2 separate regions of the Homo sapiens genome follow, and region 1 is linked to region 2. A link is an interaction called in ENCODE POLR2A ChIA-PET data of the cell type or tissue named here. Cell type or tissue: PC-9. All regions are shown on one strand. Links, peaks and the distances in the headings refer to the core of each region. The heading gives the core; the rest is flanking DNA.

Evidence for each region. ChIA-PET counts read pairs that join two places held together with the same protein. Peaks named below come from ENCODE experiments on the same cell type or tissue, not always from the same donor. Only the 100,000 strongest peaks of a DNase experiment are listed, where the experiment ranks them.
Region 1: POLR2A ChIA-PET joins it to region 2 with 14 read pairs; 3 of 35 experiments call an interaction of 5 or more read pairs at or near these places.

What each region holds. Positions count from the first base shown.
Region 1 is chr5:57,694,065-57,702,813 of GRCh38, forward strand. No RefSeq gene overlaps it. Among named protein-coding and RNA genes, the nearest start is that of LNCBRM, 130 kb to the left of the region's middle. RefSeq lists an enhancer at 4,706-5,210. In PC-9, for the core only: no CTCF peak of the experiment used is centred there; a DNase peak (open chromatin) is centred at 4,917; H3K4me3 peaks cover 376 bases.
Region 2 is chr5:57,779,447-57,788,195 of GRCh38, forward strand. No RefSeq gene overlaps it. Among named protein-coding and RNA genes, the nearest start is that of LINC02225, 120 kb to the right of the region's middle. In PC-9, for the core only: no CTCF peak of the experiment used is centred there; a DNase peak (open chromatin) is centred at 4,835; H3K27ac peaks cover 1,362 bases.

The DNA.
Region 1 (8,749 bases), core at 3,157-7,156, 85 kb before region 2:
TTTTCCTCTGATGAATGTTCAGTTTGCTTTCGGTTTTCCCAATTACACACAGTGTTGCAATCAATATTCTTTCACATGTATCTCTGTGTATTGGTGCTTTTATTTCTCTTGGCTAGCATCAGAATTCAAAAGGTTGCATATTTCTGACAGACTAGGTTCTCAAAAGGTTGTGGAAATTTATAATCCCATCTACAGTATTTAAGAATCCCAAATTCCTAATCTCACCAACTTTGAAAGCTATTAACCTTTCAAAATTGTTGTCCATTTGAATGGAAAAATGCTATTTTGGGGGTATTTAATTTGCAACTTCATTTATACTTACCATATCTACTGCTTTTTTTTTTAATTTAAAAAAGGAATGTGAAACACTGAAACAAACTCAAATATTATGGATGTCACTTAAGAATAAAGGAATGGCTTTTTTCTATTCACAGATTAGATGTGCAGGAGAAAAACAGTAATATTAAACAAAGCAAAAGATAAGTAAAAACAGTATTTAGTTGGAGATAAATTAAGAAACTTCTTATTCATATCACAGTTGACATTGTTGTTAATTATTCTATGTGAATTGTGAACTTAATTTGGAAAATATGTACTGATATATTACATATTAAAAGCTTTGTTTTTGTTTTAAAATGTGCTGAATAAATTTTGTTAGTGAAATATATTAAGGTGAATACAGAAGAGCTTGTGCGTTCTTCCTTTTGTTTTAAAGTCATATTTCTTGGGTTCAGAGTGACACACAAAACAGAGGACTTCAGGTGCCTGAGGCAGTGGTTCTACATCTTGGCTACATGTTGGACTTGCCAGGAGTCACCTGGCAAGCTTTATTGGCTACTGATGCCTCCATCCCACACTCCAGAGCTTCGGATTTAATTAATCTGGGATGTAGCCTGATTAGGGGATTTTTAAAAGCTTCCAGGTGATTCTGATGTGCAGCCAAGGTTGAGATCCACTGATCTACAGGATATCTTTATTTCACCCTATTTCTTATCCTGCAAGAAATTAAGAAAATTGAACGAAGGAGATTTGCATTATTAATGAAGCATAATAAAATACAGCTTATGACAGAAAAAGCTACACAGCTTTTGCTACTTTCAGGGGACCAGTTTACCGATGCAAAAAACAAAAATCCTTCTCCCATAATGATGTCAACTCTCTTTCGCTCTCTCTTACACACACACAAACACTGTTTTCATTCTGATAGATCATAATGGCTTGTTTGTCTTGCCCTTGAGTTGCATAAGTTGATCTATGTACCCAGGGAAAAGGTACTGACTTTCTATCTAAAGAGATACTGGGAAAATGTCTCAGCTAAAGGAAAAAAAAAAAAAATAGCCACAGCAACACATCACTTTCTGCTATGGAACAATGTTACCCAGGCAGGCCAACCCTGATTTTCCTGCTTTCTGAAGTCCAGCCAACAGGGAAGTGCCCCACCTTCTTTTTGCCAGAAATCGTAGGGGCGATTTGATTCCAGTACGTGCTTTGAGCAGTGAAATGGGGTGCTGGTGTCCTCTAGAGCGGCAGCCTTCCAGTGTTTCATAAGCCATGAAAGTGCCTCCCCAAACTCAGAAACCTGTGTAGTTCCTGGGTCCTGGCCTATAGTTTTGTCTGTGTCCTCATTATCACAACACCAGCCCCTGTAAATCCCAGGGTGAGGAATGGGGCAAGAATAGGCGGTCGGCGACTGTGTGCCAATGGCAAGAAGTCAGAGGAAGGGAGGCTCCATCTACCTGTCAAGACCACTACCCCTGGGGCCTGTCACAGCTGACACCCATTCGTGTGTGTCTATTCAGTTAAAAGTAATAAATTTTATCTTGTTTAGGAGACAGGTGGTGGAGATTTTTACTTTTGTTTTTGGCAGTGAAGGCCTGTACTCTGGAGACTAGGGATTAGGTCATATACAAAATCTAGAACCAGATTGCTTTGTAGCCTTTCCCTTCTCTGTCCTTCTGAGGGCCATGCATCTGATAGGTAGGATCTTCTGGACTCCTAATCAGACAGCCTTCCCACCTCCTTGTCCCTGGTATCTCAGCCAAAGGCACACTTTAAAGATGGACCATTCCCTCTGGAGTCCTAAGGTGAAATAAATATAAACCAGGAACCTTACTCTGCAGACTGCCCTCTGTCTTTGCTAATTGGGATAATATTACTCACAGTCCCTTTGTCTTGCACTCTCTGGAGAGGTAGGAGGTGAAAGCACTGTTATGTCTATCACTACTGGGCAACAGAAAGTGAACCACTTTAGCTATTCCAGTGCCTCAAACTGTTGGGAGAAAGATGATATAACAAATTTATTTGGAAAAACATATTCTTCCTATAATTTAGAAAGTCAAGTAAATGCATTTTCTTCATCATTTTGTTACAGAAAGCTGTAGGATAGTTTTAAAGGATATCATTTTCTCGAGCTGTAGTTTCTGTCTGTTCTGTTGTGTTTTTGTGAATAATGAGGCACAGCTGAGGAGCAGGCCCCTTACACAGGCAAGTTAAGGTCAGCACCCCAGCCTTTTGTTCACTTTCCCAGTTGCTTTGTCCCTGGAGCTTCCCCTTCTGGGTTGAGATTGGCTATTTTTCTTGTTTGTGCTGTTTTTTTGTATTCTTTTTATCAAATTAAAATTGTTTTCTTTTTTACTTAAAAATTATTAATCAACTTGGCTTGCATCCAAGGAAGATAAGCAAGCCAGGATGAGTGTATATTCAAGTTTGGGGCCTGTAATTTTGTCTTCTATGCACACTGGGCTGAAATTTCACAGGAGGGATGAGTCTTCCATATGCATGATTGTATAAATAGCATGGCTTTGTAATATGGGAGTGTAGTGGCCTTAAAATAGCTAAACTGGAATATGTAATGATAGTGCTAGTTTTTTAGCTTTATACATCTGTGTAGAGTGAACAACATCTTATTATGTGTATGTAATGTGTTAACAAAATGCCTAGCAGACAACGGTTGGCTTTGCTTGGAGGAGAACGAGCCTATATGACAGAGACTTGGCACATTGGTATACAGAGGAGCAGAAATTAGATAAGAAGTCATAGTGCTGGGGAGGCAAGATAACATCCTTCAAACAGTTCAGCCCGAAGCTGGCTGGACACGCCATAGAAAAGGGAGAAAATGAATCTGAAAGGCTACATGCCAGATGGCTAAAGTCTAAATAACAGTTTTCTACTGTCCAGGGCTATTCATTTGTTAGCCCTAGAAATTTATCTCTTAAAAACTTTTTATCCAGTTAACTTTTACTTGAGTTTAGTTTTTTTTTTTTTCTTTTTTTCTTTGGAGAGGATGGAGTCAAGTGACTTGCCAGCCATGAGACAGAGTGAGTGTGTTTGGATTGAATACAGAAGCCAGAGTCAACTTTTTTTTCTGTCTTTTTTAAATAACAGGATGGAGTTCCACTACTGCTTGGAGTAGAAGGCCAGGCCAGGGATCTTTATGTTAACATGATTTCCTTAACCCTTTAAAGCTTTGAAGATAAAACTGAATCCATTGTTTGTGCACTATTTACTGATAGAATATCATGCTAAACTCTGTATAATGAGTAAGGTATCCATTTCTCACTGTACTATTTTAATAAGTAATTCATTCACTTTTATTGGTAAGAGAGAGTCTTACCAATATTAAGACTCATGCCGTATTATCATTTTGACTGAAAGAGCCAAACTTTGTATCTTCCTTCCATATATACCATTGGCCACATCCTTTCCAAGATTCAAGGGCAACATCTCTAATTAAGATTTTAACCTTTAACCTAATCTTAACACAGAAAGGAAGCAGAGTACCATAAGGCAGATGCCCCCTTAGTGTGGCAAATAGGACTTCATTCCCTACAGTCACAAGGTCAAGGGATAGTGATGTTGGTCCCTGATGACCCATGAAACCTCAAATTCTCCACTATGCCCTCGTTTTCTTGTACTGAGTCATGCCAATGGGAACAAGTGTGTAGACATTAGTAAAACTCATAGACCCCCTCATGGTCTAGAGGACTTCTTAATTCAATGAATGGAAAATTAAGTTTAGATGAATAAAACCTAAGACTCACTGAATCTTAGAGGTGTCATAAGAACAGGGGAAGAAGTAATTTCAGAGGGCCATGAATAATACTTGCATTTTAACAGGAAGTCCAATTGGATTCTGATATTTTCATGTGGAAATGTTTCTAAAGAACAGACTGTAAATAGAAAATACGTCAGCTTGTGAAAGAGAAACCCTGATTTTTGTTAAGAGAATGAACTAGGCCCTAGAAACTGCGACTTTAAGCTTTGGCAGGATAGAATGACCTATTTTTCATGGTTTTTATTAGGGAAAATTCCTCAGGAATTGTACAAGTATACTTTTGGGGAAAAATATTTTTGTGTTCTACTTATCAGCCTCAATCAGAGGCTCAATGCTAAGGCAGTCCTCATTTGTATACTAAATCAAGAAAAACATAAGCACTAAACCCAAATTATTGTATTAACTTTTGAAAGGGATATAAAATATCATAAAATTTGTCCCAGGTTCTAATTGTGTTCAAGCATTTCTAGTGTATTTTAAATTATACATATTAAGTTTAAAAAAAATTAAAACATTTAGCAAAAATGGCTATATTAACTTATTACAGGAGGAAATCGAGGTCTATTCCTCGTAACAGAGAAAAAAAGCTAAAATTATAATTTTGAAATTCATACTTCCTATAATTTCAAATTGCTATTTTTACTTTCTGTTTATATTGTAGTGCTTGAATATTCATACTTCATAGGTCCTTAGTGTATTTCTTTTTCAGCTTCCTAAGTAAAAGGCACTGAGTAAGCTAAGGGGAGATTTAAATCTAAGGGAATAAAAACAGGCCTGACCTTCCATGGATCTAAGGAAAATGGGTATACAAGGCACCAGCAGGGAAGGGTGAGTGATGCCCTTCACATTCCTGAGAATAATGACACATCTGAATGGAATGCAAATACTCCAGGTGAAGAGGCTGTTCAAGTAGTGACAGGATAATGCTCTCATCTGCACTTCCCATTTACCCTCATGATTACAATAACCCAATGGCAAAAGCCAGCTGGCTCATGTATCAGCCTAGATTTATTCTTGACTCCTTTTTTTCCTTACTGTAATATATGAAAAATGGTATAAAAATAGAGAACAGAGACCACAGTGACATCCCACACAGAAGCTAATTTGTAAATTATCATATAGTTATTATATAAATTGAAAGTGGCCAGTTCTACAAACAGATGCAATTAAAAGGTGCCTATATGATTTAAGACAACAAAGGCTTCCCCCTCTTTCAACAACACTGTACTCTAAATATCTATTGTGTGGGCACATGATCCAGCTAGACAATTACGGAGCTCCTGCACATTTCCATGGTGGTGGGTCTAGGAGTTGGTTTGTGACCAAGCATAGACAATAAAGTCTTCTTGATGTGTGGGCACTAGATGAGATCTTACTTCCGTTTGAATCGTGAGTCCGATGACAGATTTGTGCTGCGAGTAATTATCTTTCCTGCTATATAGGGAAAGGCTATATGAAAATGAAGCCAAGACATGGGGATAAGCATGAAATTGAGAGAAAGAAAGTCTTGAGGGCAGAGCTCCTACATCTACATGCACCTTTGGATTCCCCAGTGACAGAAATGTTTTACCATTTTTTCCAAAAGCCAGTTTGAGTTAGATTTATTTTGCTTGCGATTGAAAGGGTATTAAAAACTTTAAAAGAATTCAGTCAGTCGCTGATGCTCGGTAACTTCCCTTGACAAAGCTTTTCTTTACGTCTCTCGTATGCTTCCCAACCTGGGTACTCATGTAATATTGCAGATTTGGGATTGACAATAAAAAAAGATAAGATTAAAGATTTATATAAGTTATAGTTTTATTTATAATTCAGCCTGAAATTGGTTGCACAAAGAGTAAATGCTTTAGGATTTTAGAGAGGGGTAGATAACTGGGAGCAAATGTAATTCAAAGAAGGCTTCATGCAGGAAGGAAACATGGACCTGTAATGAAGGGGAGGGGTTGAAGAATAGATGGTGAGGAAAGAGAAGAATATTGCAGGTGAGGAGAATAAGAGAAACAAAGGCACAGAGATGGGAGTGAGTCCAATGGAAAATGCCCTGGATAGAAGGATGAGGTTGTAATTGGGCTGGTAGGGAGGCGTCATTATATGACAAACAGATTTGGAAACCAGGCAAAAGACTTGTGATGTGGTGTGGTAGGAAATAGCAGCCCTTGAAAGTTGTGACCTGATAAAAGGGGTGTTTCGCAAATATTAGTGCTGCTGTGATATGAGAGAATGGCATAAGAAAGTCTTGTTAGGAGGCAATTTTCAGCGGTGCTATTTGAGGGAACAATATGAAAACTTGGATTTAAATTGAGGCAGTGAGAATGAAGACAGAGGTGAGAGGGTATAAAGACATTTAAAATGAAAAATAAAAATCCATAGGATATGATTGGGAGGATGAAGTGTGCTTGGAGATGGTTGACTCAGAGTTTTACATTCTTGGCGTCAGGATATATTCCTACTAAGTTGTAGGTAAAAGATTGGAATTGGATTCTAGGATGTAGTGAAAATGGGACTGGGCTTATCAATTGGGAGGAACTCCAAAGAGAAAATAGCAACCAGAGAAAGGATGATGAGAAGCAGAGAGGCCGAGAGAGGGAGAGAGACCCACATTCAAGCAACATAGAAGGGGGCAGAGAGAGAGGCACAGGGCAAGGCAATGGCCAGAATTATGGGGCAGAAGAAGCAAGAAAAGTCAGAAAAGCAATAAAGAAGGAATGTTTAAAGAAATAGGATAGAGATCTACATACAATACTGTCATCTTTAAAGAAGTGGTCCCCAAACTTTCATCATTAGTATTTCCTATAGTAGTAAAAATGTTTTGAGCCTGCACCAAAGGTATTTATTTATTTTAAATCACTTACATTTGTATTCTACTTATTCCTGATTAAATAACATACAAAAATTTGAGTTAAGGAAGAAATTAAAACATTAAATAATACTTTTACAATTCTAAAGCAAACATTTCCCTCCCACTAAAATAATAATAGTAAGAATAATATTAATATTTTTAGTAAAAGCATTGCAGTTTAAATTTTTATAATAGAATTTTCAAAGATAAAAATAAATAGAGGTAATACTATAATTACCCTCCATGGAATCATCATCCAACTTTAAAAATCTATAACATTTTGTCAATCTTGTTCATTTACCCATCCTTACTACTTGATATTTTGTAGGGGGTCTAGAGTATTATAGAGCAAACTCTAGACATCATTTTACCTATAAATATTTCAAGATGTATCTTTAATTTGTAATAAATTTTAAAAATAAACACAATGTTATATCACACCTAAAATTAGCAATAATTTCTTAATATCGAATACCAGTCCATATTCAAATTTCCCTAATTGTCTCAAAACATTTTTTAGAGTTGGTATATGTCCAAACCAAGATCCAAGCAAGATCCACTTAGTGTTTAGTTGTTGTGTCCTGTCTCTTTTAATTTACAAAAGCTTTATCTTAAATATATATATATTTCATTTGTTGTAGAAACCAGGTCATATTTTCTATAGAATATCTCATGTTTGGATATGAATTATTGCTTCTTTATGTTTTGCTTAATTTGTTTCTCTAGCTCCTTATTTGCTATAAACCAATAGTTAGATCTAGAAGTTGTGTCTTTTACTATTGGAATATACCAGAAGATACATATCTATTGACCCACTTTTAATGGTCATTTTAGATTTTAAGATTTATCAGTAGGCTTATGTATTTGAAACCTTATTCTATTCATCTGTTATAAAGAACTATTTTACCTAATGATTTTAGTATCCATTGATGTCCATTGCTTAGATACATTATTTTGGGGGTGGGGGGATTGTAAATTGTAACTTAAAAAAATTCTATTCCTCCTTCTGAATTTACAAACTAGAAATCTTCTATAAAAAGAATCATTTGTCAACTACTGGTCATCCCAAAATATGGTTCATATAAGAAAGATAGAACATTGTTTGATAATTTCCCTTTGTCATTTTTTCAGAAAATTGAGGTTTTTAAAAAAATTATTTAATATCATGATGAAGTATAAATTCATGGATTTTTATATATTTTATGTTTTAATAAACTTTAGTTGTTATTATATTTGGTGCTCAAAATTATCACATTGCTGGTGAAGCAGCCTCTCCAATTTGGCTACTAAGTCTTTTTATTAAAACTCATTAGTCTTTACTACCTTTTTTACTGTTGTCTCCAAACATAGCACCCAACATCAACAAGGTGGCCAAGTTCATCTTGTATATATTCTGCTCCAGACCTTCAAGCAGCATTTTTCCAAGGATCATTGATCCTTTTTAGTGGGCAACTGTATTTAGAAATCACAAGCTGTGCAGTAAGGGTGTTTACTGCTACTGGATTATTAATTCTTCTGGGATTTTTTTACTGGGAGAAGCTATAAGTGTGTGAGTGTATGTGTGTGTATGAAAGAAAAAAGTAACTTGTAAATACATGTTATTTCTAATTCTAATGTAAAAGTAGAGGGTTTTTATTTACATCTTTGGTTATATAATTTCTCCTGCTGAAAATCTTGATTATGAATGGAATTAACCTAATTAAAAGCTTTTAAATTTTGGTTTACATTTATGAATCACATAGTAGTATCATAATTCCAAGGTCTGGCCATGGGTTCCTTTAATTTAATACTTGGTTCTAGTGGTGTTCACATGAAAAATATATGAAGAACTAAGCAAAATCTTTAATGATACACTTAAT
Region 2 (8,749 bases), core at 3,108-7,107:
CTTGAAGCTTCTTGTGCCTGTGAGAGCCCAAAGCTATTTTGCAGCTGCAATATTGATAATGTATTCACATTCTCCCCAGAGCACTGGATTCTTTAACCTTAATATTGAGTCTGGAATGAGATTCTGTCCTCTAGAGGTCACCAATGCACCAGATTTGAAGGCCACGGAGGCTTCTAAAATGCTCAGGAAGAGCTAGGTGTCCTGTTCACATATGAATGAAAGAGAAAATAAGGCAAGTAAATTATCCTAATGGTTATTTTCCAGCTAGTCTCTGAAGAAGTAGGAAATCTGGTTTTCAATAAGGCATTTTAAAATGGATTTATCTTGGTTTATCTTGGCTTTTCTCTGCACTGATCTAGCTGAAGGAAACTCCTATAGTAATTAAATACTTCTTAACAGATAGTTTACTTTTGATAGTGAGAGAAGAAACTTTTCTAAATAGAAGAAAAACTGATGTAGAAATAGGCTATTATAGCCTCCATTAAATGAGTGTTACTTTCACTGGTGCTCTGGCCAAGGCAGAAGGTCTCTCTGTGCCTCCTCAGCACACTGTCTTCAAAGGGCATGGGGACACAGAAGCAGGGAAACATGGCCCTTTAATTCACAGTTATATAATTTTTGAGTTGCTTTATAAGGAGAGACGCCATCTAAAGTATTTATATCTCTGCAGACAAATTAGAAACTGCACATAAAGGGATCACTTTGAGAGTCAAAATATGCCTTTCCCTTGGGAGAACAATCAGTCAAGAGCCAAGAAAGTGGTAGTCTCCGTTTGGGACTATTGGGACCTAAAGGAAAGTCTTAATCAGACTTTGCCTTTTTAGTTATCCTGATGCGTTAATCTTGTATGAAGCTAGTTGTCTCCCTTAAATAGAACTAGCCAGGAGAACAGCACTCCACGTCGGCAGCCGGACTGAACGAGGGGAGTATACACTGCGCTGCCCAGGGTTTGGGAGGTGCGGTGTCCTAGCCTGGTGCCCATGGACTGCACTGTTCAAGGCGTGACCTGAGAGTCACCACCAGCGGTTCCCAGCATTGTTCCTGCTGCTCTGGTTGCTCTCCAAGGAGAGGAATTCCTACACCACGACTTTCCCAGGGTCCAGACACTTGCCAGCACCTGACCCATCAGGAAATCGCCTCTCCCCTCTTCCTTCCCCTATTCCTTCCCGAGCATTCCCCAGTCCAGGGTGTGGTCAGCCCTCAGAAGATCTGCTGGGATTGATTGACAAAAAAACAAAACCTTCCTCTAGATAAGAAAGATCACAGTGCTATAGGAAATCTATTTACTTCTGGGTGGCACTTGTCTACCCTCTCTCTCATTCTCTCTAACACTTTTAACTGCTGACTGTGTAGTTTCTTATCATTTCTTCAAGATATGTGGGGCAGTCAATCTTCAATCAATGAGCATTGTTTGGGTAACTCTTTTTATGGCCAATTCACAAGGAAGTAAAACATTTTGTCCTAGAGAGTTAGTGGTGGTCTTTCTCAGGGTTATTCGACATTTTCTTTAGCACTAAGAAAGAACAGAGACAAATTTTTATTTCTGAGCTGTTTCCGTTAGCTGAGAGCCCCCTCTAAAAGCTGCTAGTACTACAGAGATGTGAGAGTTCAGCAAAGGATGGCACTCGTCATCTATTCTGGAGAATCCTGTAACGTGGATAATATGCTAGGTGGGTGGCAAAGTGTTGTGCAATGTGCTTTGCTAGGTTGAGAATCGTGTCCCTGACTTCTTGCCGATGTAGAGCTGACAGAAAGCTTTCTGGGGATTCAGTGGTTTGATCTTGGTTACCAGTTGAGTGACTGTAAGCAAGCCTCTCTTATGTCTTATTTCTCTTATTTGTAAAGTAAAAGGTTTGGACATCATTTTCTCTAAGGTCCATTTTGAAGCCAGAACCCACTCTGAGAAATTAAGGCTGCTCAGTCAGGGCAGTTGCATCTTAGCAAGTGTGTTGGCCTCTTAAGACTGCCTTAACAGTGTACCAAAACCCAAATGGCTTAAAACAACAGATAATTCATTTTCTTATAGTTCTAGAGGCTGGAAGTCTGAAATCGAGGTGCAAAGAGGGCCAAGGTCTCTCTGATAGCTCTAGGGAGAATCCTTCCTGGCTTCTTCTGCCTCTTGGTGTTTGCCAGCAATCCTGGCATCCCCTGGCCTGCAAATGCCTCACTCCAGTCCTATTATCATCTTCTCCCTGTGTGTCTTCACACGGTCTTCCCTCTGTGCATGTCTGTCTCTGTGTCAAAATTTCCACTTTCTATAAAAACACAGTCACATTGGATAGGACCTGCCATAATGACCTCATTTTAACATGATTACTTCTGTAAAGACCCTATTTCCAAATAAGGTCACATCTTGAGGTACTGGGGAGTAAGACTTCAGTGTATCTTTTTGAAGGGATATAGTTCAAACCATAACCGTAAGCACATAACAAATCCCTCTGTGCTGGATATCTTCTCTTTGACCTCTGGGTGCATTGTCCATGTTATTTTGTGCCCTGGCCTCTATAGATTATACCAAGGGATTCCCTTGTCCTCCAGCTTTCAGTTGGGTTTAGCAATGACAGGCGATATGATGGAAGAGGAGAGTTGGATAGGGTGAGTGGTGGTATTTAGTCCCCTGCGGGGTTCTCTCTCTGTAATAGGAGATGTTACTACAGGCTGGCTCTTCCTTTAAAGAGACTTTATCCACACAGATTTCTTTGCCTCTGGGACTCTTAGGGCTGCGTCAAACCTTTAGGCTAAAGGTCAACAATTATTTCCCTCCTCTGGCTTCACTGTGGTTTCCCTACAGTGGATCCATACTTTAAAAAATATATTATTTTTATTAAACTCTCTTTATATTATCCATTTTGAGTGGAACGTCTATTTTCTACAAGGATTCTGACTCTACATTCTCAATGACTGAATTGTTTTTCTAGAAGTTTAAGGTGTTAGTTTGGCCCAGAGAAGTCTTGGGAAGGATAAGTTGTCTTGCAATTTGGAGAACCCCTAGTCCAAGAAACATTCAAAAGTCCAGGTCTAGTGAGGCAGGTACACCAGGCTTGGTGATATACCTAGCCTGTATCTGGATGATGTAGGTAGGGACATTTGTAGGTTTATGACCACTCTGGAACAGCCCTTCCAGGGTAATTGCGCATCCCGGAGCCAGGCTGGCTTTCACTAAACCCACCTGGACTTTCTCTGTCTTGTCCCTGCCTCCCTGCAGGACTTCACTGCATTTTTTTCACCCAGTATCCAGATTTCTTTCAGTAATACAATGACTTTCTTTTAAAAATTGTTTCACATATAATAATTTCTAAGTCAGTTTTTTTAGGTCAACTTAGTCATTACTAATAAACATGCTAGGGAAAGAATATTGTGTCAGATATTCTATTGGATATTCCATTTGATGTTCTATTTTCCAAATGGAGAAAAGAGGCACATGTATGAAAGGGATTGATGACAATCTCTAGAATGACACATTCTTAGACTGCCCTGTGAAGCAGATATTACTATCCATTTTAACTAAATGAAGCAACTTGAGTTTCTGAGCAGTTCAATGAATTACTCTGCTTACTCAGCTAGTAAGTTTATAAGGGCTGGTTCTCAAATCCACGTTTTCAAATTCCATTACTTGCTTCTAAAAAGGTCTGTTTGTTTTTACTATGATGTTCATAAGCCTTTTAAGAAAAGAACATCTGTACTATATGATTTGGTACATGGCCTTTCCTCCCTCCCAGTGTCCAAGATAGCACTTTGCACATAGCCTAGCATTCTGAAGACTTCTTGCATGGAAGAGGCAGAGAAACGCACCTGAGAATGTTGCATAGCTGTTAAACTCCCTTTCTTAAACTCATTTCTCTGTCGGATTTCTACAGATCCTTAAAACATTATCTGTTACACATTAAGTCAGTCTTTTTTTTTTTTTAAATTGGCCTTTCTTCAATGAATTTCAATCTTCCCTTCACCCTGGGTGCCCCGGTGGCTGTTGCTTTCATTCTGGAACTTGGGTAAAATCTACACCCACATCGATTTGTTAACAATATCTGTTGAAAGCCTATTGTGCTTTGGCTTAGCTGATCGCTGCTGTAGCCATGAAAATGGACACCTATATTTAAGGGTGAGAATTATACCACGGATATGAAATGTCTCTTAGAATGGACAAGGGAGAGGGACACATTACTAGAAAACAAAGAAAACACACTGAGTTGAATATTTGTGGCTTAAGTTGCTAGTTATACTTGGAGAATTCTGAGTTGGTTTGCATTAGAATTCTTATTGCCCTTTTTAAGGAGGAAACCCCCCCCAAAAAAACTCATTAAAAAGTAGAAAGGGTTTTTTGGATATCAAGTAGCTCTTTCCACATCACATTTGGCTGATTCCAGTGTGAAGGGACAAGAAATGCTTAAATGTTCTTTTCTTTAAAGCCCACTTGGGATTAAGTAAGAAATGGAAAACATCCTACAAAACCCATGTGAATTGTTTTGGAACTCAAACATTTGGAGAGGCACTTATAAGAATTCTTTTATGTTTGAGAATGCCCGCGTTGGTTTCACTTTTACTCTGGACATTTTCTGTGTACCTTATTACAGTATCATCACAGTTTTATTATTCTAGGCATAAAAGCAGCAGATTTTTTAAAAAGATATAAATAATATAAAGCAAAAGAAAAAATCTATAGAGAATAGGAATAATTGTGCCCCCCCTCTCAAAAAAATCCCTTATTTATGATTGACTTTCAGGGTAAGAGAGGTGGGGCAATATGAACTGGTATCCATGATAAGGCAAGGGTAGTATGCCTAAAGCGTTGCACAGAAGGCAGATTTATCTGTATTTAGTCATTTCTCTTACTCTTGCCAGACTTGTTTTCCTGAATGTCACTTTCGTTGTGTTGCATTCCTTCTTAAGCAATTAGCTTGGCTTCTCACTGTCCACTGAGTCAAGTTTGTGCTTCATTCCCTGGATTTCACAGCTGTGCAGAATAGTATCCAACTTGGTTTCCTGCTCTTTCATGAAGGACGAGGTCAGAAGAAAAGCCCAGAACTTCATAGGTGATGAGCAAGGTCATTCTGGGAATGGTCAGGCTCCTTTACTGGATGAGTTCACAAAGGTGAAAAGAGGTGCTTGAAGACAGTTCCTGGGGGGTGCTAGGACCCCATACAGGTTATTGAGACAGGAATCAAGGTCCAGCTTCCTGATCTCAGTAAAAATGCGGGGACTTGACTACGAGACGTGGCCGAAACTCTCTTTAATGCTACAGCACAAAGGCCAGAGAGAGGCTAGTGTCAAATCTTTGTATGCAATCCTTGAAGGTACTGCACAAAGTCCCCTAATTATGAAACAGGAATAGTTTTAAAAGAGACATCCTGAAGCTGAAGGTGGAAATCACAGTGTTCCAGTGCTAGAAATCAGGAGGAGGGTAGACCCTTCTCTTGCCAAATGGCTTATATTTAGTCTGATCTATGTTCTTTGGGCTGTAGACTTGCCTGAGCATATGTGGTAGATTGGAGGGAAGGGCCAGGAGGACTGCATTTATATAAAGGACCAATATGATATCTGGTGCACATGACTTTCTCTAGAAATAGGGTAGTAATTATGAATACCATATGAGCTGTCACTCTAAATGTCATCAACTCAGTTTCCATGGATTTATGTCTGAGTCTTAGGTTCAGAGGAAGCTGCAAATAAAAACTGGAGGAGTTGTACCCTTGCAGAATAAAAATTAGCACTATTTTGGGACCAATGCATATAATAATACAATATTCAGAGGTTTTTCTAACTCCATTATCGACATACCAAAGCTTTGCTGCATTGGGGGCTTTTAGAGGAAGCACTGTAGTTTCTTTTTTGTTTTAATTGATGACTTTAGCACATCACAGATTTTATCCGAAAAAGAGACAAGTAAAGTCCACTTAATGTAATTGTAATAAGTAGAAAGATACATCATCACTGCATATTCTTCCATGACACTTATTTCATTTTTTTCCTTCTAACTTTAAAAATTGTGGGGAATGTACATTAGGTGATTTATAATATATTATGTAGATATAGTTATTTAATCCTTTTGAAGTATCATGTTTGAAAGAGAAATGTATTGTCTTCTAACAAACTACAATGGTTTGCTTATTACATAATTAATTCATGGTAACATGCCAACCTCATGCTATCAAATGCAAAACCCATAGATCTTGTCATCTGGGCAATTCTTTCGAGGCAATACAAGAGTCATCCTCTCCCTCCCCTTGTATGTTTGCAATGGGTGACAGGAATGGTTAGTATCACATTTAATTATATAATTATGCACATTATGTAATTGGAAAACATTACTTTTTGTATGATTCCCTGTAAAAGATGGTTTCCCAAGATATAATTTGATTTTTTTCCACCTCAACTGACTGGAATAGCAAGGTAAGATTATGAAAGAGTTCAAAGGATAGAATCAAAGACTTTGAGAAAATAAAAGCAATACAATTGACTGATGCTCTCAATCATCAGTTGTACTGATTCCAACAGCCTTTAGTTTGGGCTACCCTGCCATATATATGAGGTAACTTATATATAACCCAAGAGACAAAATAGAATAATCTGTTTCATGGAAATATTTTGCATCCAATACAGGATCCGAGAAATTAGGAACAGTCTGAAGTTCTCTTGGTCCTCTAAATAGTCAATTAATGATAGAGATGGAGCCCCAGGCTAACCTGAATTTAGTCAGTTAAATGGCATGAAGTTGTTTAGAAACTGGATCAACATTTATACGGGTCAAAAGTCCAGGGACCTTTATCTCAAGACTACTAAGAGAACAAAATCAGTATGATGAGAGGAAAAGAAAAAATGTTTAAATGTAAAATATTAGTGAAAGGTTTTGCATAATGAAGTGTTAGAGCTGAGAGGTTCTCTGAAATAGACTAAACATCTGTTTTCTAGGACTGAACAGATTCCTGGGATACAGGGCTTTCAGTGCTAAGAATATCTGTGACCAGTTGGCCACCTATCGTTGAGCACATTCCACCCAACTTCTTCACGTTACATAGAAAAGTAATAAGGTACGGTTAGGTGAAATTACCTAACCGTACCTTTTTAGTCTGTTTTAGTCTGTTTGTGCTGCTGTGATAAAATACCTCAAACTGGGTAATTTACAAAGATCAGAAATCAATCTTCTCACAGTTCTAAAGACTGGGAAGTCTAAGATACTAGAAGATTCAGTGTCTGGTAATGGCTTTTGCTTTCTTGCTGTGTCCTCACATGCAGAAGAAATGAAAGCGCCAGGAAGATCTCTAAGGACTCTTCTATAAGGGGTATTCATCCTAGCCATGAGGTTGGAGCACTCATGGCCTAATCAGCTCCTAAAAACCTTACGTCTTAATACTATCACACTGACAACTGAGTTTCAATGTATACATTTTGGGGGCACAATCAGACCATACCAACTGGCCAGTGGCAAAGTCAAGAATACATTCCCAATCTGGTGCTTGTCCCACCACACTTGGTTTAGATGCCAGAAGATGGGGCTGAGGGCCTCTAACTAGGGAGGACTGATTACAATGGAATTAATAGTAATGAAAAATATGATTACAATAGCAATATAATAAACAACAAATTTCTAGAATCCTGAAAAAAGTTACAACTTTAAGTCATTTCTCCCCCTAAATCATCATGTTTTTCAGTTTAAAATATTTACTAATTTCCCTCGAGATTTCATTTCTAACTCTAAGGGTTATTTATAAATGTGATCTTTAATTTCCAACTATCTGGACATTTTCCAGTATCTTTCTGTAATTGATTTCTAATAAATTCTCTTGCAGTCAGAGAAAATACTCTGTATAATTTCTATTCTTTTGAATAGAATTGTTTTATGACCCAGAATACAGTTAATCTTAGTGAATGTTCCATATGCACCAGGAAAAGATGTGTATTCTACTACTCTATAATGTGTCTTCTTATAAATGCCAATTAGTTTGAGTTGATAGTATGGATGAGATTTTCTTCTATCTGTATTGATTTTCTACTTGTTCTTTTAATTACTGAGAGAGGGGTGTTAAAATCTCCAGCTGTATTTGTGCATTTGTCTGTTTCTCCTTTTAGTTCTGTGAGAATTTTTCTTGTATTTGGAAGCTCTGCTATTTGCTGAATATGTATTTAAGATTATTATGTATTCTTGATAAATTGACCCTGTTATCATGAAATGTCCCTCTTTATACCTGGAAGTACTCTTTATTCTAAAGGCTTCTTTTTCTGCTATTAACATAGCTGCTTCAACTCTCTATATATTGATGATTTCATGATATATGTATTTTTCATCCTCTCATTTTTAAGTTATTCCTGGCTTTGTATCTAAAATGGGTTTCTTGTAAACAACATATATTTTGAGTCTTGCTTTTTTCAGTTTGACAATTTTCATTATTTAATTGGAAGTTAGACCTTTCAACATTAATGCAATTATTGATATGATTGGATTTATGTCTGCCATCTTACTATGCATGTTTTCTATGTGTCCCATCTGTTCTTTTTTTAATTTTTTAAACTGCCTTCTTCTGGATTAACTGAACATTTTTTAAATGATTTATTTTATCCCACTACTAGCTTATTAACAGTATCTTTATTTTATTTTTTATGGTTGCTTTCTGGTTTATAATATACATCTTTGATCACAATCTATAGAGTATCACACCATTTATTGTGACTTACTTTCATTTCAATTCTCTGATTTATTGAATTATGTTTTACCATTGAATGTGTTATGCTCCATGATTGTTATTTATTTTGCCTT